2 separate regions of the Mus musculus genome follow, and region 1 is linked to region 2. The links are chromatin loops, found by intact Hi-C in ENCODE. Cell type or tissue: heart. All regions are shown on one strand. Links, peaks and the distances in the headings refer to the core of each region. The heading gives the core; the rest is flanking DNA. Region 1 has its middle 8.9 kb from the start of Slc5a11. Region 2 holds the start of Aqp8 (aquaporin 8).

What was found. A loop is a pair of places that touch in the nucleus more often than their neighbours do. Peaks named below come from ENCODE experiments on the same cell type or tissue, not always from the same donor. Only the 100,000 strongest peaks of a DNase experiment are listed, where the experiment ranks them.
Region 1: it touches region 2 in a loop (11-fold over the local background); 41 of 42 quality-filtered maps call a loop at or near these places.

What each region holds. Positions count from the first base shown.
Region 1 is chr7:123,200,584-123,211,414 of GRCm38, reverse strand. No RefSeq gene overlaps it. Among named protein-coding and RNA genes, the nearest start is that of Slc5a11, 8.9 kb to the left of the region's middle. In heart, for the core only: a CTCF peak has its summit at 5,930 (motif pointing left); no DNase peak of the experiment used is centred there.
Region 2 is chr7:123,460,777-123,471,607 of GRCm38, reverse strand. It overlaps Aqp8 (aquaporin 8), which reads right to left and starts at 9,314. Exons shown (of 6, transcript NM_001109045.1): 1 at 9,150-9,314; 2 at 8,790-9,034; 3 at 7,293-7,419; 4 at 6,285-6,499; 5 at 4,888-5,022; 6 at 3,605-4,200. The coding sequence starts at 9,161. The coding sequence ends at 4,152. In heart, for the core only: CTCF peaks have their summits at 5,707 (motif pointing right) and 9,485; a DNase peak (open chromatin) is centred at 9,477; H3K27ac peaks cover 297 bases.

The DNA.
Region 1 (10,831 bases), core at 1,493-9,492, 260 kb after region 2:
CTGGAATTTTTGGATCCCTGCTATCTCCATCTGTTTGTTGCTCCTGTTGTTGCTGTAGCTTATTTTCAGAGCCTGGATAATTTATAAAGCATAAAAGTTTACTGTGTTTATAGTTCTGGAGGTTGGGGTTGCCTGCATCTACAGCAACTGCAGGTGAGTACAAAGCCTCAGAGGGAATATATGAAGTGTCTGAGCACTGATTTTTCGTGTCTGAAATGCAGGGTGCTAACAGTACCCAGACGGTTGGTTCATCAAGGGGACGCCTTGAGATGCTGCCTATAACATTTGTCCCAGCTCAAGGATCATTTCCCTTTTCTTCTCTTTAACGCAGGCGTGTTTTGTGGAGTTCTCCAGTGGCAGACAGAGTGCAGGGCAGCCATGAGAATCCAGCTGTCTGCGCTGAAGCTGACTTAAGGAAATGTGCAGGGTCCAGTGTTGTTGTGCACACCAGGGGATGCTGAGGCAGGCTGTTCAAAGCCAGCCTGGGTTCCATAATGACAGAAAGGAAAGACTGCAAACACTAAGGACACTGATTTGAACAGGGAAGTCGAACTCATTTCAATAAATACACAGGGAGGGGGGTGTTGCCATCTTAGGACTGGTTTCCTAAGTGTCTAATAACTCTGGAAATAGTCTACCTAACATAAATTCCTGCATCCAAGGGTAGCTCACAATCAGAATATTGACTGCAAAAGCTCTCTGGAATCTTTCAAAGTGAGCCCCCCTGCCCCCCAGGCAAGAGGTCTGAGAACCACTGTATCATGCTGCATCTCTGTCCTGTGAACTCTCTGAAACACATCCTGCCTAAACCCAGAGCCGCCGCGGGGTTTAAGTGTGAAAGGTGGCAGGACTCAGTCAGTGAAGTGCTTGCCCTGTGAGTACCAGAAAGAACCCAAGTGCAATCCCCAGCACCCACAGAAAAGCCAGATGCAGCAGTGTGTGCCTGTAATCCCAGGGCTAAAGGGTGGGACAGAGACAAATTGGCAAACTTCAGGTTTAGTGAGAGACCCTGTCTCAAAATGTAAGGTGGCAAGGAATCCAGGAAGACACCTAACACGGACCTCAGGGCTTCACATGCCCACACACACACACACACACACACACACACACCAACAGTGTCTTCTGATAAGGGCCGACCTTGGGATGCCTGTAAGGGCAGCAGGCACTGCATTAGTGCAAGCGTTTGTATCTCCATTAACCAGAAAGGGCACTGCAAAGGAGGCTGTTAAAGCACACGACCCCTTTACCTTAATCAGTAAGCACTCCAACCTCAGGGGTTGAGGTTAAAGCTCAACACTGGCAGGGCTTGAGGTCTGAAGTGGAATGTGACCACACTGGAAGTGTTATCAGAGTGGAACAGGATCAAGGGACGCTGAGCGCTGCGCTTTGTATCTGAATCTGTGGAAAACTTTATCCTCCGGGTCAGAGGTTCAAGGCATCTGGAGGTGAGACCTGGGGAAAAGTGCTTAGGATTGAGGATGTCGGTTCTGGATCCGTGGTTATCTCTTGAGTGCGTGTATTATAAAAGCACCCCTCCCCCCTCCACTGCCCTTCCCCCTTCCCCCCCAAATTTCATTTTCATGGGAGTGATCTAGAAACAAGAGCTACAACTAAGGAAGTATGGAGGAGGGGGTGCAGGGGGGAAACTATGCGTGACGATGCACAGGGAAACTGACCCGACATAAGGAACTCCATTCAGTAACCTGTGATCCATGGAGCTGAGACTGGGCTGTCCCAGGTATAACTGCTGTGTGTCATGTTGATGAGCTAAGGGTTCAACAGGGAATTCCTTGCTTCCCACCTCTAACTCCCAATGCCGCACAGAGATGCTGGACCAGACCACTGGGGGGACTGTAGCCAGTAGGAAAGAGGTCTCACACTGTGCCCATGACTTGGGGCCAGCCACAAGATGGCTTAACCTTTTGAGTGCTTGCCACTCTCACCATGTGGTACTCTGGGCTTCCTTAAGAATCTAGTGTTCCTTGGGGCTGGAGTGACAGCTCAGTGATTAAGAGTACTGACTGGTGGCATCCCAGCACTTGGGAGGCAGAGGCAGTTGGATTTCTGAGTTCCAGGCCAGCCTGGTCTACAGAGTGAGTTCCCGGACAGCCAGGGCTACACAGAGAAACCCTGTCTCAAAAAAAAAAAAAACAAAAAACAAAACAAAACAAAAAACAAAGAAACAAACAAACAAAAAAGAAAACTGACTTCAAGAGGTCCTGAGTTCAATTCCCAGCAACCACGTGGTAGCTCACAACCATCTGTAATGGATCTGATGCCCTCTTCTGGTGTGTCTGAAGAGAGCAACAGTGTACTCACATAAATAAATATATCTTAAAAAAAAATGAAAAAGAATCTTAGAGTTTCATCCAGCAAGTTTTTTTGCTAGATGTAATCCTTCCCGTTGGACTCCCAGCCTCTGGAACTATGGGGAGATAAAACTATATGCTTTATACATTACCCAGGCTCTCAGATTCAGTTACGGCAACAGAAAACAAACTAAGATATCAGCACAACAAAACTCGCACTATCACAAGTCTGGAGCGCAGGGTGTTTTTGCTGAATGCTTGGTATGGGGTTGAGTCGGCATGGGGCCAGCTGCATGACCCTCATAGCTGGGGTCTGTGGCCAGTGTTCAATTAAACCTTGTAGTTAGGATGTCACCTGCTGTCAATCTATGCCTAAACCCATCCATTAAGTCAGAGCCTTGGAATGTCATCTTCCGTTAGTGGCTAGACCTAGAGCTGGGGACCAGGTCTTCAACACACAAGCCACTTCACATCCACACTGGAATAGCCTCGTGTTACTGCAGCACCGGGTTTGGCCCTAGCATGCCCACCCAAAGCTCACGGAGGGAATGGCCTATGGTGAGTACAGGGCATAGTTTTAAATGAAGCTTCTGCCATCTTTCTCTAGAAGGACAGAGTGACTCCATCCTCGGCCTAGGAAGGATGGACACAATATCCTAGGATGTCATTGTCCCTCCACTTTGATTCTGGCTCCTGTGATTCAGCTGGTGTGTGACCTGGATAGGTTGTTTTTGCCTCCTCAACCTTGATGCACATCTGTAAGAGATGCACATCTGTAAGAAAAAGGAGGCAGGAAGACATATGGGGCTGAAGGTGCAAGAGAACACAAGCCAAGTGCCGAGCTTTGCTCTGTGAGAAACAAAGATGCTTTCTGCTTAACCGTTTTCAGGACAGCTGGTGTTGCTGGCTCATAACCAGGCTCCACTCCTGAACTTCTCAGGTACATTCACTGACAGTTCAAAACACCTAGCTCCAGCACTATCACCACATCCCATAGGAAGCTGTGTTAAGGTCGAGAAGGCAGATATGGGACCCTCAACGGTGCTTTGGGAAGCATCACTTGCCTGTGTGGCGCCTGTTGACACCACAGCCACACACAGTCTGTGCCTTTTCTACCCTTGGCTGGAAGAAGAATTGGCTTGTTGCAAATACTCATAGGTCACGAGTTATACCATGTCCCCTCTGCTGCTGGTTTTGTGTGTTTGGTTTGAGACACAGTCTCGTTAAGCTGCCCAGGTAGAACTTGCAGTGCTGCCTAAGCTGGCTTTGAATGTGTCCCCCTCCTGGCTTTAGCCTCCTGATGAAAAGTGCCCAGTAACATACCAGGGCCAGCGCCCTCTGAATGCTGCAGTGCTCGCTACTATAACAACCTTCATCTCATAACAAGCAGTGAGAAGTGTGCCCTCTCCTTGGCTCTCCCTTTGCTGACAGTGGAAGGCGGGGCCAGCTTGGCTTCCTTCTGTTTCTACAAACTACTGCTTCCTGAAAATGCCAAGCAGAGGTCAGTCACCAGCCTTTGGCTAACCCTGCCTCGACTACCTCAAGGAGGTGCCCACTCCCCAAATCATTACTGAAATCCTTTACTGTGTGATAACTTCTTTGCTGGAATGTGTCTCAAATGGCACCCTGCTCTCTGCAGGAGGACCTGGACAGGGCCACGTGGGTGAGGTTACTTTCCCACAGGCTCGCTCCATCTCATTAATTGTACACAAAAGTGTACAGGTCTACTTTTGAACAGCATAAAAAGTTAATACGTATCTAAGGGGAAAGAGCCTCTGAGTTTAGCAGTTTTCTCTTTCAAAAAAAAAAAAAAAGTTTTCGAAGAAACAAGCAAAACATTGTTTTGCCCACGGATGACCGGGCATTGCATGGGGGGGGTGGGTGTCTTTATTAGTTAGCACAGGCAATCGAGCGCCTCAGTTCAAAGTAGTTGGAAGCAGATAGGTTGGCTCACGTGGCTCTGGATCCACACCTTAGGGTCTGACCTACTCCAGCCACTCAGTGTGGCGTCTCAGATAGACTTCGTCTTGTCTTTACTCTCTAACAAACATTTTTTCCATTAGGATCTTGAAAAACTCAGCTGATGTCCTCAAGGGTTCAAGGTTAGGGGGAAACAGATTCTTTAACAGATTTGACAAGCCTTGACTTCCTCGGCTAGTCTCTCTTTGGTTCCCATTTGGTCACGTGCTCAACTAGGGAGGGACAGAGTGAGTTTGTCCATGCATCCACTTGTTTCTGGAAGGAAACTGGTTTGGAGTTTCTAGAAAGGAGCAGATGTGCTGGACAGACAAGTCCACAGACCCACCACCTCTTGTAGCTGTCTTGGATAAGGATTAACTGGGAAGCGCATGGTCTGATGTGACTCGGACCTGCTCCCTGTGTGTCTCCATGCAATCCCTAGCATCTTGGATCCTATCTGAGGCAGGGATGCAATTTATCCTTTTCAACTTACCTTGACCCCTTTCCAATTACACAACCCTGCCCTGAGACCAAATTGCACCTAGTAGCCCTGCAGGTGTGCCACAGTCTCACTGTTCGTGAGAGCTTTCCCCAGTGGAATGTACTCACGCTTGGTGTGGACCTTGGGAACCAAGGCTGTACAGCACCCCAGTGACTGCCTCTCCCCTGGATGTGACAGGAGAGTGACAGTGTAATACGTTGGTCCCAGTAGATGAAGCAAACCCATGTGAATCCCCAAGGAGAGCGAGTAAGGCACCCCTGGATCACTTACAGTGGCAATCAGAGACAGACTGCAGCAGCCCAGTTCTGTGTGCTTGACCTCCTTCTCTTGAAGGCTTCAATGCCGCCCCAAGCTTGTAGTTCTCTGGCCTATCGTGGCAGCATCCTCTGATCTCATCCCAAACCTTGCAAATCAAGCTCTATATTTGAACAAAACCCCTGAGGGCAGTGGTTCTCAACCTCCCTAATGCTGTGATCTTTTTAATACGGTTCCTCATGTTGTGGTGACCCCAACCATAAGATGATTTGTTTGTTCGTTTATTTTATGTATGTGAGTATACTTTGCTCTCTTCAGACACACCAGACGAGGGCATCAGATCCATTACAGATGATTGTGAGCCACCATGTGGTTGTTGGGAATTGAGCTCAGGACCTCTGGAAGAGCAGTCAGTGTTCTTAACCACTGAGCCATCTCTCCAGCCCCATAACATTATTATTTTTTTTTTTTTGCTACTTCATAACTAAAATTTTGCTACTGTTATGAGTCATGTTTTTGGATAAATCTGTTTTTCAGTGGTCTCAGATGACCCCTGGAAAGAGTCGTTTAACCCCCTTGCAAAGGGGTCATGACCCACAGGTTGAGAACAGCTGCTCTAGTTTTGTCCATGGACATTAAAGTTTGAGAAGAGATGTTTGCAGATGCTCACGGCGGGTGGTCACATTGGCAGTGAGGAGATGACCAGAGATGTGAGGCCTCTGTGCTCTCCAGGCAGGAGATTTATAAGAGAGTCATCAGTGAAGTAACTGGCTGGTATAAATTTGGGGTTTTAAATTTGAAGTAGGATTACGTGGGAAAGCCAGCTGAGCCCTCTTCTAACCGAGGTTGGTAAAGTGGGTTTTTTATGGGTTTTGTTTTGGTTTAGTTTGTTTCTGTGCGCCCCCCTGTGGCTGCCTTCTCCACTTACACGTAAGGCGATTCCCAGCGATTCTTTAGTCATGGGCGAGCACAACTCGCACCGTGATCCATCCGCACTCAGGCGAGCACAACTCGCACCGTGATCCATCCGCACTCACAAGCACACACATGCACACATATCAAGCAGTTGATACCTAGTTTCAAGGTAAAACCAATAAAAATGAAAAACAAGACCAGCAAGATGTCTCAGTAAAGGCTCCTGCCACCAAGCCTGGTGACCTGAGTTTGATCCTTCACCTTACATAGGAGACTGATTTCCTCAAGCTGTCCCAACTCACAGACACAATCAATCAATCGATAAATAGAAAATAAATATAGATCATAAATTAAATAGGTTAATTAATTAAAGGGCCAAATGAAATAATAGATAAATGATGTTATGGAAGCTGACAACCATACACACTGAAAAATACAAGCCTGGAGGACCCATGTACCTACAAAACACAAAATAACAGCCATTGTCCTGTCTAGGTCTGGGAATAGGGAAAGCTTGAAACTTTAGGGGAAAACCTTAATTCTTAATTCTTTGTGGGGTGGGGTTATTCTTTTAATTTGGCAATGATTATACAATGCCTTTTTCCCCCCTACCTGCTTTTTGGAGTATCAATAAAAGACTGGAACAAGAAAAAGGTGGGAGAGCATGAGGAGAGCGAGTGAGGTGTGCATGAGGTTGAATGGAGAGTGGGTGGAGAGAGTGTGACTGAGAGTGTGAGAAGTGTGTGTATGCCTGTGAGTAAAGGAGAGTGCATGCAGTGTGTGTGAGGTATGTTTGGAGTGTGTGTGTGTGTGTGTGTGTGTGTGTGTGTGTGTGTGTATGTGAGAGAGAGAGAGAGAAATGCACAGAGGTGTGTAGGAGTTCAAGAAAAGAAAGGCTCACAGGAGAAAAGCAAGTGCGCAGGAGAATGCAGAGTGTGTGCAGCCTCAAGCTGCGAGCGAGCGAGTGAGAAAGAGACCAAAAGAGAGAGAGAAAGAGAGAGAGAGAGAGAGAGAGAGAGAGAGAGAGAGAGAGAGAGAGAGAAACTTTAAGCCTTGAAAACTTGCCTGTCAGTTTGTACCTGAAAAGTAGACTGTGTCTGTGTATCATGTACCTTCCAGCTATCCCTGATCCCAGTTGAGAATTCCAATCCTGTGTCGAAGACAGGTATGTGTATCTAAGTGTATATGTGTGTGTTCATGTGCCCATGTGCACTGTGTGACACAGTTTTGGCCTTCTGCCAACTCTGTGTAGCTAGCATCTCTTTGTGGGCTATGACAATAACAGTTCACTCAGGTTATTATTTCTCAGGGACTTGAAGATCACTCTTGTCAAAGCCACTGACCTTTGACTTGGGCCTTCTGATGGTGACATTTTTTAACTTCCCAGGTCCCAAAATTCTATCCTTGGGATAGGCTGACACTGCTAGTTCCTAAACAGAAATTCTGTGAAGCTCTGTGGTGGGCCCTGCATTCAGAAGGCATGGGCAGCTTTGCCTGGAAACCTTCAGGCACCAGCTTCTGTCTCCTATATACACTGAGGGCTTATTCTGGGGAGATGCACTGGAGAGTGGGGGCTCCTGCTTCCACACTTGGCCTATTGGCCAACAAATGCTTGCAAAACCTGTTTGAGCTACTGGAATACTGCATAGTAGGCAAAATTAGCTGGCTCAAGTGACATTATTACTGGGGGAGGGGCATTGTCTTCCTCTTTGTAAGGACCACTGGTTACACTAGGGGCAATGAAGCAAACACAGCCATGTTTCTACCTGAGAACAGAACTTTATTTATTTCATTTATTGATTAAAGAACTTTTATGTTATGTGTCAAACATGTGCAGGCATGCATGTTGGGTCATGTGAGGTGCCCTCCCGTACAGGGCAGAGTTTCTCTATTTCTTCTTCTTTTTTATAATTTACATTTAATTTTATATGCATTGATGTTTTGCCTGCATGTGTGTCTGTGTGAGCGTGTCGGATCCCCTGGCACTGGAGTTACAGAGAAGTGTGAGCTGTCATCTGGGTGCTGGGAATTGAACCTGTCTCCTCCAGAAAAGCAGCCAAGGCAGTGCTCTTAACCACTGAGCCATCTTTCCAGCCCTGAGGGTTTCTCACCCAACCTGGAATTTGATGTTTTCAGCCAGGCTGGTGGTCACTGAGTCCAGTGAGCCTCCTGTCTCCACGCCCTGTAGCCCTGGGGTTACAGTTGCATGTGGCCATGCCTGGCTGTGTTTACACGGGGGCTGGGGGTTTGAACTCAGATCCTCATGTTTGCACTGCAAGCTCTGGTTCTCCCTTTGCCATGTCCCCCTCCTCAGACAGAACTTTTTTACAAGAAAAACAAAGCCTGTGAACAAGGATGCCTTAGTTAGGGTTCTCCTGCTGTGAGCAGACACCACGACCAAAGCAACTCTTATAAGGACAGCATGTAATTGGGCATATTCAAACCACCGCAAAGGTTGAGTCGTGGTTCGGTGATAGAGAACAGCATGTACAAGGAAGGCCCTGAGCACCATCGCATACATCACAATGTGGTGCCTCCATTGCTGTTGTGGGTGCTGGGATGTGGGGAGAAGGATATGTCCACACTTCTCTTGGACAGTTGATACTTCACAGAAACCCTGTCCTTGACAGCCCCAGAGGGGAAGCCCTGCAATGCCAACACAGTGAACACAGCATATTCTAGACGGTCAGAGAGGTTACTACCAGGGCATAAAAAAGAACGAGGTTTTCATCCACACTGCATCCTGGAAGAACTTCAAAACTATACAGGCAGACCCAGCAGCCTACAGATTGACCAACTCCAGTTATAGAAAGATCCAGAACAGACAGGTGGAGTGAGTCACTCCTGACAGCACTCAGGAGGCAGAGGCAGGAAAACCAAGAATTACAACCCAGGGCTAGAGAGATGGCTCAGTGGTTAAGAGCACTGACTGCTCTTCCAGAGGTCCTGAGTTCAATTCCCAGCAACCACATAGTGGTTAGCAACCATCTGTAATGTGATCTGATGCCTTATTCTGGTGTGTCTGAAGAGAGCAATGGTGGTGTACTCACATACATTAAATCAATCAATCAATCAATCTTTAACTGAGCAGTGGTGGCACACACCTTTAATCCCAGCACTTGGGAGGCAGAGGCAGGTGGATTTCTGAGTTTGAGGCCAGCCTGGTTTACAGAGTGAGTTCCAGGACAGCCAGGACTACACAGAGAAACCCTGTCTCGAAAAAACAAAAAACAAAAAAAATCCAAAAAAACCCCAAAAAGAATTAGAACCCAGCCCAGGATACATAGTGACACGTTGTCTGTTGGGGTGGCTCAATGCTAGAGCACTTCCTAGGCTGCATGCTCAGGACCTGGTGAGGTAGGGTTCTACTCCAGCCCAAGACCCAGTCAACTGGTTGCCCAGAGCGGGGAAGGGCAGTTTGTGGAGCAAATGGGGGAGATCTAGCAAACAGTGGTGAGCCAGGTGTGAGCTTGTCAGTGGGGCCCGCTGGACACTGAGCACGCTCGATGCTTTGGTTTTACAGAGCCGGCAGTCTACTAGGAACCTGGCACCCCTAGCACCCCTGAGCACAACCAGCCGCCTCTGACCCAGGAGTCAATTATGGAGTGGGAACTCTGTCAATGGAATGGTTAGGCTCTTTCTAATAAAAAGCTTCTTGGAGAAGGGCACTAGCTTTGTTTGTTTGTTTGTTTGTTTGTTTGTTTGTTTTTGAAACAGGGTTTCTCTGTGCAGCCTTGGTGGTCCTGGAACTCATTCTGTAGATCAGGTTGGCCTCAAAGTCACAGAGACCCAACTGTCTCTGCCTCCCAAGTGATGGGGTTAAAGGCGTGCAGCACCACTGCCCTGCTGGGCTGCTGCTTCTTCTTTTTCCTTCTCTTTTTCCTTCCCTTCCCCTCCCCATCCCTTTCCCTCCCCCCTCTCTCTCTCCTTCCTTCTCCTCCTTCCCCTTCTCTTCAATCTTTTTGTAAGCTTGTATTTATTTTTTTGTTCTCTCTCTCTCTCTCTCTCTCTCTCTCTCTCTCTCTCTCTCTCTCTCTGTATGGGGTGGGGTGGGGGCGTGCCTTCGTGTTTGACTTTGAGGAACCTGCTCATGTGTTTGTAGAGGCTGGCAAGTGTAAAATGTGCCGGTGGACTATGGGCTGACTGGAGATTCTGAAAAAGCTGTTAGCCATTCCTTCCCTGGCTATCTACTACCGAGGTCCCCAGCGCTGAGGTAGCTCGCTGTTTTGTTCGGTGAATCTCTGATTTTGTGTGACCCCCCACCTACATTATGGAGCAGAGCCTTCAGTTTGTTCATCAGACCCAATCAGAGCCTCATAGAAACATGCAGAACAATAGTAATTATATACTTGCAATGCCATCGTTCAATCGACCTGAAATATAAAATTAGCCTTGGAAGAGTCTATCTCATTGATGTTGAAACTCCTCTTCCTTAGCAGGAAGCTTCTTGTTTCCACCTCCTCCCCGTGACTTCCGCCTTTCAGAACTCCCCTTTGGCTATCCCCACCTGAGGTCCCTCTACTCCTCTTGGTGTGTATTCCGAATGGTCTAGCTGCTTTTTTCAAGGGCACACATGCGCAGTGGTGCAGTTCCTGGCCCCCATCTCATTCCCCACCTCCTTCTCCCATTGGCTTCCAACCTAGCTTCCTTATGCAACTCCACCCCTGAGCTCCAGACAGAAGCAAGGCTTCCTGTCCTCGTGTGATGCCCCGCAGCCACCCAACTGTTCTAGACCGCCCTCTCCTTGCTTGCCTGCCGCCTCAGTCTTCTTTCTGTTGCTGACACAAAATATCTGAAGCTGTATAACTTATAAAAAATAATAGAGTTATTTAGCTCACGGTTTTGGAGGCTGGGAATTCCAGAAACATGGCGCCGGCTTGTATTTGACATC
Region 2 (10,831 bases), core at 1,760-9,759:
ACATTTTTAGGAGATGTGGCCTTGTTGGAGTAGGTTGTGGCCCTGTTGGAGGAAGTGTGTCACTGGGGGTGGACTTCGGGGTTTCAGAAGCCCAAGCCAAGCCTAGGGGCACTCTCCCTTCCTGCTGCCTACCGATCTAGATGTAGAACTCTCAGCTACCTCTCCAGCACCATGTCTGCTGGCATGCTGCCATGTTTACTGCCATGATGATGATGGTCTTAATCTCTGACCTGTAAGCCAGCCCCAACTGAATGTTTTCCTTTATAAGAGTCATGGTGTCTTTGTACAACAGAAACCCTAAGACAGTATTGTCTTCAGCTATAGAGTCTTACCATTAGTTCGCAGAAAGCAACCAGTGTTTTGGCATTAGTCAGAGATACTTACAGGGCATCCCTGGGGCTCCATTGGCCAATTCCATTCCTGGAACTTGATGTTTCACTCAGTGGTGAAAGATATATAGTTGGGGCTCTGTCTTCCCTGTTATTTGCCGACCCCACTTAGATTTCTTTCATATATGTATATATTTTAGGAAGCTTCTACAATAATAGGTTCTCATATGTTCCTCAAATGGCCCTTAAAGTTAGTTGTTTCTCACCATATCCTCTTCCTTAACCCTCTCTTCCATCCCCTCACCATTTAATTCTCCCACTACATTTTTCCCTGTTTCTCCATAACTATGTATTCTATTTCCTCATCCCTGGGAGGTCCACCTCTTCCCCATATCCCTTACTTGATACCTCACCTCTGTGGTATATGGACTGTAGCATGCATACCAAAGGCTTAAAAACCAATATCCACATATAAGGGAAAATATACAATGTTTGTCTTTTGGTGTCTGGGATATCTCACTTGGGTAATTTTTTTTTCTAGTTCCATCTATTTACCTTGATAATTTCATAATTTCATTTTTAACAGCTGAGTAATATTCCATGTGTAAATGTGCCACATTTTCAGTATTTATTCATGGACATCTAGGCTATTCCCAATTCCTAACTATCATAAATAGAGCAGCAATGAACACAGATGAGCAATGGTCTGTAGTACAGTGTAGAATCCTTTGGGGGTGTGCTCGAGGAGTATAGCTGAATCTTGAGATAAATCTTTACTTCCAGCTTCCTAAGGAACTGCCACACTGATTTCCATAATGGTTGTATGACTTTGCACTCCCACCAGCAATGGATGAGGGTTCCCCCTTCTCCACATCCTTGCCAGCATGTACTATCATTTATTTTATTGATCTGGGCCATTCTGACTCATGTAATATTAAAATTAAAAAAAAAACTCAAAGTAGTTTTGATTTGCATTTCCCTGATAACTAAAGATGTTGGCCATCCATCTCTTAAGGTGTTTCTCTGCCATTTGTGTTCCACTTTCTGAGAACACTTGGCGTAGCCCATTTTTAAAGTGGGTTATTTGTTTCCTTGATGTCCAGTTTTTGTAGGTCTTTATATACTTTAGATACTAACCCTCTATTGGATGTAACTAGTAAATATCTTCCCCATTCTGCAGCCTGCTGCTTTTTCCAAATTATGGTGTCCTTTGCCATACAGAAGCCTTTTAGTTTTATGAGGTCCCATTTATTAATTGTTCTTCTTGGTGCATGTGCTCTTAGTGCCCTGTTAGGAAAATCTTTTCCTATGTCAACAAGTTAAGCTGACTCCCCATCTTCTCTTCTGTCAGATTCAGGGTATCTGGTTTTATGTTGGGGCCTTTGATCCACTTGGAGTTGAGTTTTGTGTCTGTTGATAAGTATGGATCTCTGCGAATTATTCCAAATACCACCCATCCAATTTGACCACCATTTTTTGTCTTTTCTCCAGTGTTTTTTTATTTAAAGGTTCTTTGTCAAAAACCAGGTGCTCACAGATATGTGGAATATGTCTGGATCTTCAGTTTGATCCCATTGACCAACATGTCTGTTCTCATGCCAGTACCATGCAATTTTGATTACAATAGTTCTGTAGTGCACTTCTGTGGGAAGATGGTGATACTTCCCACCGTTTGTTTTAGATATCTTGGATTTTTTTTGAGTTTTCATATAAAGTTTAAACTTTTTTTTTTCAATTTCTGTGAAGAATTGCCTTGGAATTTTGATGGGGATTGCATTCAACCTGTAAACTGTTTTTGGTAGGATGGCTATTTTCACTGTATTAGCCCTACTTATCCATGAGCACAGCTCTTTTGATCTTCTGATATCTTCCTCAGTTTCCTCCTTCAATTCTTCAAGCTTTTATTATACAAGTCCTCCAGTTTCTTGGTTAGACTTATCCCAAGGGGGGGCTGGAATTAGCTTATTGTAAGATAGTGCTGTTTTGCTGATTTCTTTCCCAGTCTGATGTTTGTATATAGGAAGGCACTGGTTGTATACAGGGAGACTACTGATGGTTTGTGTATAGAAAGAGACAACTGATTTTTGTTTGTTAATTTTGTACCCTTCCACTTTTCTGAGTGTATTAACAGCTGTACAAGTTTCCTGGCAGAGTTTTTAGGGCCTTTTATGCACAAAGCCATATAATCTATAAATAAACACTCTTTTTTTTGCATCTTCCTTTTCTATTCTCTTGATCTCCTCCACTTGGCTTACTGCTCTAGCTAAGAGTCCAAGTGCTATAATCAACAGGTATGGAGAGAATGGACACCTTGTCTTGTTCTTGGTCTCAATGGAACTATGTTAATATTGGCTTAATATTGGCCAATGTTAGGCTGATATTGGATGTGGGCTTGCTGCAAATCACCTTTATTAGGATGAGGTATGTCCGTTGTATCCCTAATCTCTCCAGAACTTTTATCATGAAGCAATATTGGATTTTGCCAAAGGCTTTTTCTGAGTTTAGTGAGATGATCATGTGGGGTTTTTTTCTTTCAGTCTGTTTATGTGATGGATTATATTTATCTGGTTTTGTATGTTGAACCAACTCTGCATCTCTAGCATGAAGCCAACTTGACCATGGTGGATGATCTTTTTGATGTGTTCTTAGATTAGGTATGTGGGTGTTTCACCTGTATTTAGGTTTGTGCACCGTGTGTATGCCATTCCCAGGAGACCAGAGTGGGGAGCCAGACATACCTGAGACTGGAGTTAGAGACACTCATGAGCCACCATGTGGGTTCTGAGAATCAAACCCATGCCCCATGGTTCTTAGAGTAGATACATGCTCCACTTGGAAGATGTGTTACTACTGTGTCTCCTTATCCCTTCTTTATTCTATTCACGTCTCTCACCCACATGCCAGTGGCTCATCAGTCTATGCTATCTGCTGCTGTTCTCCTTCCATGAAGAATTCCTGCATCTTTGCCCCACCCCCACCTCATCCCTAGCTAGAGTGCAATGAATGGATTGGTCCATATCCAGGTAGTACTGGGCATTCACCAAGGCCCTGGGTTTTACATTCAATTTTCAGCAGGTTTTCCAACTAGAGCGTAAGTAAATGAACACTGTGCTCTGGGCTTAATGCCACAGTGGCTCCATCTGAGTGCAGACAGACTCTGAAAGGGACCATATAAGTACCTACCTTGGCTCTGCAAGCCAGCCTCTCCACCCAGACTTTTATTTCCTCCTCATCAGTGCCCATGTCTTAAACAAAAGACAAGTCAACAGACACCTGGGATGAAATGCTAAGCCATTTATTACAAAGTCAGATTGGGAGCTGAGGAAGCAAGATCTTTGGGCTCCTGAAAGACCTTCTGTAACTGTAATCAAGAGAAAAGAGGGTGTGGAGAGCAGGGGCTCAGTAGCAAAGTGCTCACCTAGTGTGCATGAATTGGGTTCCAAACCCAACCTAGTAAAAAAGAAAGAGGACTGAAGAAATGGACAGTGTGCATTCTCCACCTTCTCAGCCCTTCTAATCCCTGCCCTCTCGCAAGAAAAGAGGCCTACCCTCTTTTTCTATGCGGTCTCTACCTGTCTTTAGGCTGGGCCCCAGGCCCACTCCATGAGCACAGAGAAATTCCAGGTTTCCAGGAGCATGCTCAGGACAGAGCAGCAGCCGCCTGCCTGCCTGCCTGCCTGAGAAGCCAGGCCTAGGTCAGCTGCTGTCATGGTGACTCCTGTTAGCTCAGGTCCTGCAGGAGATAATGGAATTGTTCCGTCCTCAACTTAGGACAAGCAGCTGAGGACTCCAGGCAGTGGGAACGTCGCCAGCAGTTCTTCTTCACCTCGACTTTAGAATTAGGCGGGTTTTCTCATCTCCGATGAGGAGCCTAAAAATAAATTGCCCTGTGAGGTCTCTATTCCCCTGCAAGAAAGACCCAGCTCTCCATTACAAATCTCTAAGCCCAGAACTCTCTAGACGGGTGGTTTCCTGAGCTGAGTCCTCTCAGGCAGTGGGTGGGCAGTTTCCTCTCTGGTCCCACACATACCTTATCCAGAAGGGTGTGTATGGGTAGCCATTCAGAAATCAGCAACGGAGTGATTAGTGGTGTTTTACACCCGGCTCCAGGCATAGCCTGAAGCCTCTAGACTGCAGTGGGTAATGTTACAAGAAGGCTACGCATCCAGCCCAGACTCAGCCCTCCCAGACACAGCCAAGGGAAGATAGGGAAGGTCTGGGAGGAATTGGTGCTCCAAGGGGAAAGAATATTATCTAAATATGTTGTAAAAAAAATAGATAAAAAAATATTTTAAAGCCAACCTAAACATGAAGCCTACCCACCCATAGGACTATCCCAAGTCCTTCAAAACACATTTGAGTCCTACTTGGAGCCAGTGACACCCATGAACACTTCAATCCTAAGAGCCAGTTAGTTCCCCTTGCAAAGTGGATCTCTATCACTTGGAGCCAAAGGCCTTAGGCAGAGGCAGCACACTTCCCTCTGAAGATTCCCATTTTCCTCCAAGGTTATGTGAATGCCAATCTAGTAGCTGTAGATTCTCTGTCACCCTCCTACCTAATGAGCAGTCCTACAAAGAGGCCAGCCAGGAGGGGGCCCAGCCAGTAGATCCAATGGAAGTCCCAGTAGCCAGCCATCACAGCAGGTCCAAAGGCACGAGCAGGGTTCATGCAGGCTCCAGAGATGCTACCACTGCAGACACATAGGTACCCAAGTTACCAGCATCTCAGAAGGTCCTACCTCAAACCCACATCCTTAATCAGGCCTACAGCCAGCCTCAAGCAGACATCCTCTCTAAACGCCCATACCAGGGCCCCTGGGTGGATCCCAGAGGCTGTAAGGGAGCCTTGCTTAGCTCTAGGCTGACAAAGGGTGATTGCTACATGACCATCATATCAGCCCCTCCGCATACATACACACTTCTAGAACAAATGGTCAGCAAAAGCACCTGCTTAGTCACGACAGGAGGGGAAAGTGGAGCACATTCCTTTCCAAAGTCTAGAAAGCAAAGTCCAAGGAGCTCCGCCCATTTTGGAGTTGACCTACATTCAAAGTCCAGCCCGGGCAGTTCTACTCTGTGACCTTTGTCTAACCTCTCTACATATCCACTGAGGTGGCAGTATCCACTCCATAGGCTGTAGCCAGGAACAAATGACACAATGTGCATGTCCTGATGGTTACTAAAGTGTGTCTGGCACACTGAGGACCTCATGCCACAGACTTGGGCCCTACTTCCAGAAGGAGCTTGTTTCCAAGGCACACCTCAGCTCTGGGTTCTGTCTCCAAACCCAGTGCCTTCAGGCTGATCTATAACCTTCAGTGGGTTCTGTGTCCAGAAGCCCATCCAGGTAGGGGAGCACACTTGTAAGTGAAGCAAGTGTCACTAGGTGGCAGCAAAGCACCACTACTGCTGAGCTACGGCATTCCCGGACCATTCAAGGGGACAGAGCCCTGAGCCTGAGAAAGGTTTGGTTCTGTGTCCAAATGAAAAAAAGGAACTGAACTTTTGGTGTTGACCTCTTACATTTCAGCAGATGTGAATAATTGTCCCAGATTTGTCTCTTTAGACTCTCAGTGACCCTGAGTCATTTCTTGCCTTTCGGAACCACAGTTTGACTACCTATACAAGGGAGAAATCTTTCCTGAGTCTCCTTAATGCCTTCCCAAAACTAACAAGAAGCTTGAAATCAAAGAGACCAGGGTTAGAGATCATTTTTTGTAAGACAGAGTCAACACCCCGAGGGAATGCTTTATTTCTTATTACAGAAATTAGGAATTTTCATCCAGACCTCTGACTTAGCCCTAAATGAAGTAGAAGGGTGGCCATATTCTCTAGCCAAAAATCACCTAGCACTGCCTGATACCACCTACCCACCATTGCCTCTTGCCTGCCTAAAGCCAGCCCACTCTCCATTTGCCACGGGGCAGCCATCACACTTTTGAGGGATACTTACCCTGCCAGGATGTCCACAATGACAGAGAAGCCAATGGAGAATGGGGCTAAAGGGCCCATTGTCTTCTCATTGACAGCACCCATACACACAGCCAATACCAACAGCATTGTCAGAATGATCTCTATCCCCAGGGCTTCTGCCACCTGCTCCTGCTCCTGGACGATGGCAAAGGCTGCCCCAGATGCATTCCAGAATCTTTCCTCTGGACTCACCACCTGTGGAGGAAAAGCCACTCAGCCTAGACGAGAGACGCTGGGAGCTGACACAGGTCCGTGCTCCCACCCATCTGCATTTGGGCAGAGCCATGTCTGTTTCCCAGCTTCTCCCCTTTTCATGTATAACCGAAGAAGCTGCAAGACTTCCCTGAGCCTTGCTTTGCACCTTTGAAAACTGAGGATAATGGGTGTTGGGCCCTAGTCCCCCTAAATAATCTTCGCTGAGAAAAAGAGCGCAAAACTAGCTTGCCTCAAGCTCTCCAAGATGAAGACATTGAGGGACCTGAGGGCCTTGAGAAAACAGAGTGAGTGGTTGAAAGTGAGTCAGTCTCATGGGGACAGGCACTGGTGGAAGTCAACAGTGAGGGAGAAGGGAAGAATAGAAAGGAGGGGGAGCAGGAGGGATGGAGGGAAGGAGCCCCAGGAATTATATACAGAGCCCATCCAGGGGATGAAGCTCTATGGTAGACCATTTCTCTGGCATGTTCAAGTCTCCTGCTAGGGCACCACGTGCATGCCTAGTAACCACAGAGGCCAGGAAAGAGTGTTAGAGCCCTAAGACTGGAGTTACATAAGGTTGTGAGCTGCCATGTGGGTGCTGAGAACTGAACCCAGGTCCTCTGGAGGAGCAGCCAGTGCTCTTAACTGCTGGGGCATCTCCTTGGCCCGGGAAGTAGCCTTTTTGACTAATAGAAAGATTTCTAAGATTTCAAGCAAACCCAAAGGTAAGAGAGGGGAAAGGGGACTCCATCAGTACCAAGCCACTAGTCCTATCCCAGCAGGGACCACTCACTTTAGCCAAGGCAGCCCCAATCAGCCCTCCAAATAGCTGGGAGATCCAATAGGGAATTAGCAGCATGGTCTTGAGGCCTCCGATCACTGTGACTGCCAGCGACACAGCAGGGTTGAAGTGTCCACCGCTACAACCAAGAAGAGAAGGAAGCCATGAGGACATGCTCCAAGGCTCACCACAGGGACATCCCTTGGGAATATGTACTTCAGCCTGTCCTCCAAGCTGAGCCTGCAGGCTGGAGTCAGCCCAGTCCCTTCCATAAGCAGAAATGTGCAAATCGCTCCCGTTTTTCCACGAAGAGCTTTGTGTTGGGGTGAGAGGAGCAAAGGTAGCTGCAGATGGGTGGAGCAGGCCCTAACCCCAGGCCCTAGTTGGCCTTAGAGACAAACACATACAGAGAACATCCATGGTTTACTCCAACTCCTCAGAGCTTGTTCTGGCCTTTCAGAAATGTGGCCAAAGTGCTGTACCTACAGTCGGTACAGCTGACTGCAAAAGCAAGATGTTGGTGCGTGTTCAGCAGGCATCTCTGCCTGCTGGTCATACTCCGGGCTTCACTGAAGCTGATGCTGCCCTCTTCTGCATCACACAGCTAAACACAAGCTCAGAGGCTCGCCTTGGTTGCCCAGCCAGGAAGCCACCAGGCCTACCTAGATAGAAGGTCATGTGCCTTTCACCCTGCCCAGAACTCCTGCACCCCCACCCACCCATTTAAAGAGATAATAAACTGTCCATTGTTTCTTCCCAGAGGGCAGTAACTCAATGTCCTCACTCAGATCTGATTTCGAGTGAGATAGAGAACAGCCCTATCCCAGTCCCCCTGTCAGATGACCCAATCGGAATGTCTACCATTACAGCTGGCTCTTCTGGGAAACAGCCCACCTCCCATCAACCCATTCTACTGGGCTCCTACCCAGATAAAAAACCAAGGGATGGTCATTTTTCTGCCTCTAAAAAACAAAACAAAACAAAACACTCTTGTCAGGTTGAAGCCCCTGCACTTTCTGTGCATCGCAGTGGACAAAAACCCGGCGCTTTGCTTTTTCCAATTCACTCCCAAAGAGTAGCAGCAACAGTAGTGAATACTGAGCACCCCACGATCCCATCTCCCCAAGACAATCCCTCGGCTTTGGACACTAAGCCAGACAGCTTGAATTTGACTCCTGGCTCCACCACCTGGTAGCAAATACCTCATCTCAGTGATGTGGACTTTTCTCTTTTGCAAATATAAAACGGGAAATAACAGAACCTATTTCTTAAGTTTGTCACTAGAATCAAATATCTGAATCATGCTCAGTATAGAGCAGAGGCAATAGCTAGCAATGGGTATATGTTGGCTCGAAGCTAACTTTAACATGTAGTAACAGTATGACTCCTATTTAATAGTCTTCACAGACTGCAGAGCTAGATGACCCACCCCCACGTTTGTAAGACCATAAGTGGGTGCCCAAGAATTCCCCAGATTGGCACTAAGCTAATGATGAGGTCTGGTCTCACCTGATGTTCCCCAAGGTAGCAATGATGAGCCCCAAGGCCAGCCCATGAGCCAAGGCAGGCTGCAGGAGCCCAGTATTCGGACTATTCTCAATGACCGATAGACATCCGATGAAGATGAAGAGAGCGGAGCCCACAAGTTCCACTATACATGGTTGTACGTATTGCTCATACCAGAACACACGGCATCTGCCAGCCATGCTGGTCTTCACCTTGACCTCAGGTAGGTCCATACTACACATTGGTGTCTGCCGTAGGGGGAAAAAAAGACAGGAAACATGGGTGGCAGAGGCCCCAAGACAAAAGCCCCCACCCCCAGCCTTGACCAAATCCTTAGTGCCCTTGCCCAGGCAACAGACTCACCTCCCCAGACATCTGCTCAAGAAGATCCGAGCCAGAGCTACCAGGAGCTTCGCCGGCTGCCCTAGATTGTACTCACTTATCTCTAGGTCACAGACTGGAGGTAGAGTCTAGCGGACTCTGCGCTTTTAAAGGACTGGGGACATTCACCAAAGGTGTCCAGAAAGCAATAAAGCCCGAATGGGAGGTGGCCCAGAAGAGTCAACTTTTTTTTTCTAATCTCAACAGGGCAAGGGCCACGTGGGATCAATGATTGCTGGGCTTAGTGCCAGCAACAGGAAAGGCGTGGTTAGCTTGTATCATGTGCATGAGTGCTCAGGCCTGAGGAAGGTCCCAGCAGGAGACACTGCACACTCAGTAACAGCCAGCTCCGCTACCATTGACATTCCACCATCCTCGTGGGTCTCTTTCCCACCCAGGACCTTTTCCACAAATACCCTGATCACCTGACCCAGCGAGTGTGTGAGCTGATGATGGCTGCTGGCTGCCTAAGGCAGTAGGGACAATATGGCACTGTTGTGTATGGTAAAGCTGGTGGACTTTGGAAACCTGGGGATGAGTAGGAGTAGGACCTACGGGCTTACCTACCCAAAGCCAGGGAACCACCAGTGAGATGCACCCCTCTGCTCACACTGCCTGCACTGACACCCCAGCTCAGCTTGTACAAGCCAAGAGCTAACCACGCAATTGAGTGCCACTGAGCTCGAGTCACTTTCACTGTTTCATCGGCAAATGACAGCGACTGAGCTAATGGCATGGCATCCTTACAGGGCTTCAATGAGTGAAGAAATGAAAAGGACTCAAGGTAGCTCCAGATACAGTACAAAAATGCCAGAGTCCATGAACTCAGAATATATGTGTAAGCCCCTCATGGCGTGCGAGTGGCCAGGCCCTGCCCCTGAGGATCTCCAACTGCTATAATCACCACTCAGGTGGCCCAGCTCCGCCCTACAGAGTAAAAAGCCCAAGATCAGGATTTGAAGTCCCACTAATCCCCACCCTGGAAAGTTCTACCCTGGAAAGTTCTGTTCCCCTACCCCTAAGCCCAAAATAAAGCCTGTCTTCTGCTCAGTTCTCTGCCGCTTCTTGTCTGAGCAGAGGTAGCCACCCTCCTGGGTTTTTCCCTTCTAATAAATCTCTTGTATGAAATTTGTCATGCAGAATGGCTTTGTGGTATCCCTTGGCTCCCAACTGCCAGGAAACCTTTCCCTTCAAAGCTATAAAACTTACAGCGGGGGGGGGGGGACACCCCATGAGCTATACCAGTTCCCCTTCCCCACAGACCTGTAATACCCATATAGACACCCACGGGCAAGAGTTCATATGTATTAACGTCCACCAACCTTAGAATGCACACTCGGATGTTACAGTGCCAGCAGCTGGCTAAGAGCCTTGCATACATTGCCTCAGGTTCACCTGGAGAACACTCCATGAGGAGGGTCCAATCTTTACAGCATGCCGCAGAAGAAAAAGCACTTTTTCACGATGACAAAGCCTAAGATCATAATAACAGTGAAATGTCACAAAAGGACAATGTAAATCAAGTTATATAAGGGACCGGGACAAAAGGACAATGTAAATCAAGTTATATAAGGGACCGGGACAAAAGGACAACGTAAATCAACTTACATAAGGGACCGGGACAGTCGGGTTTGTAAATACAAAAGGAGGGATGGGGTCAGGAG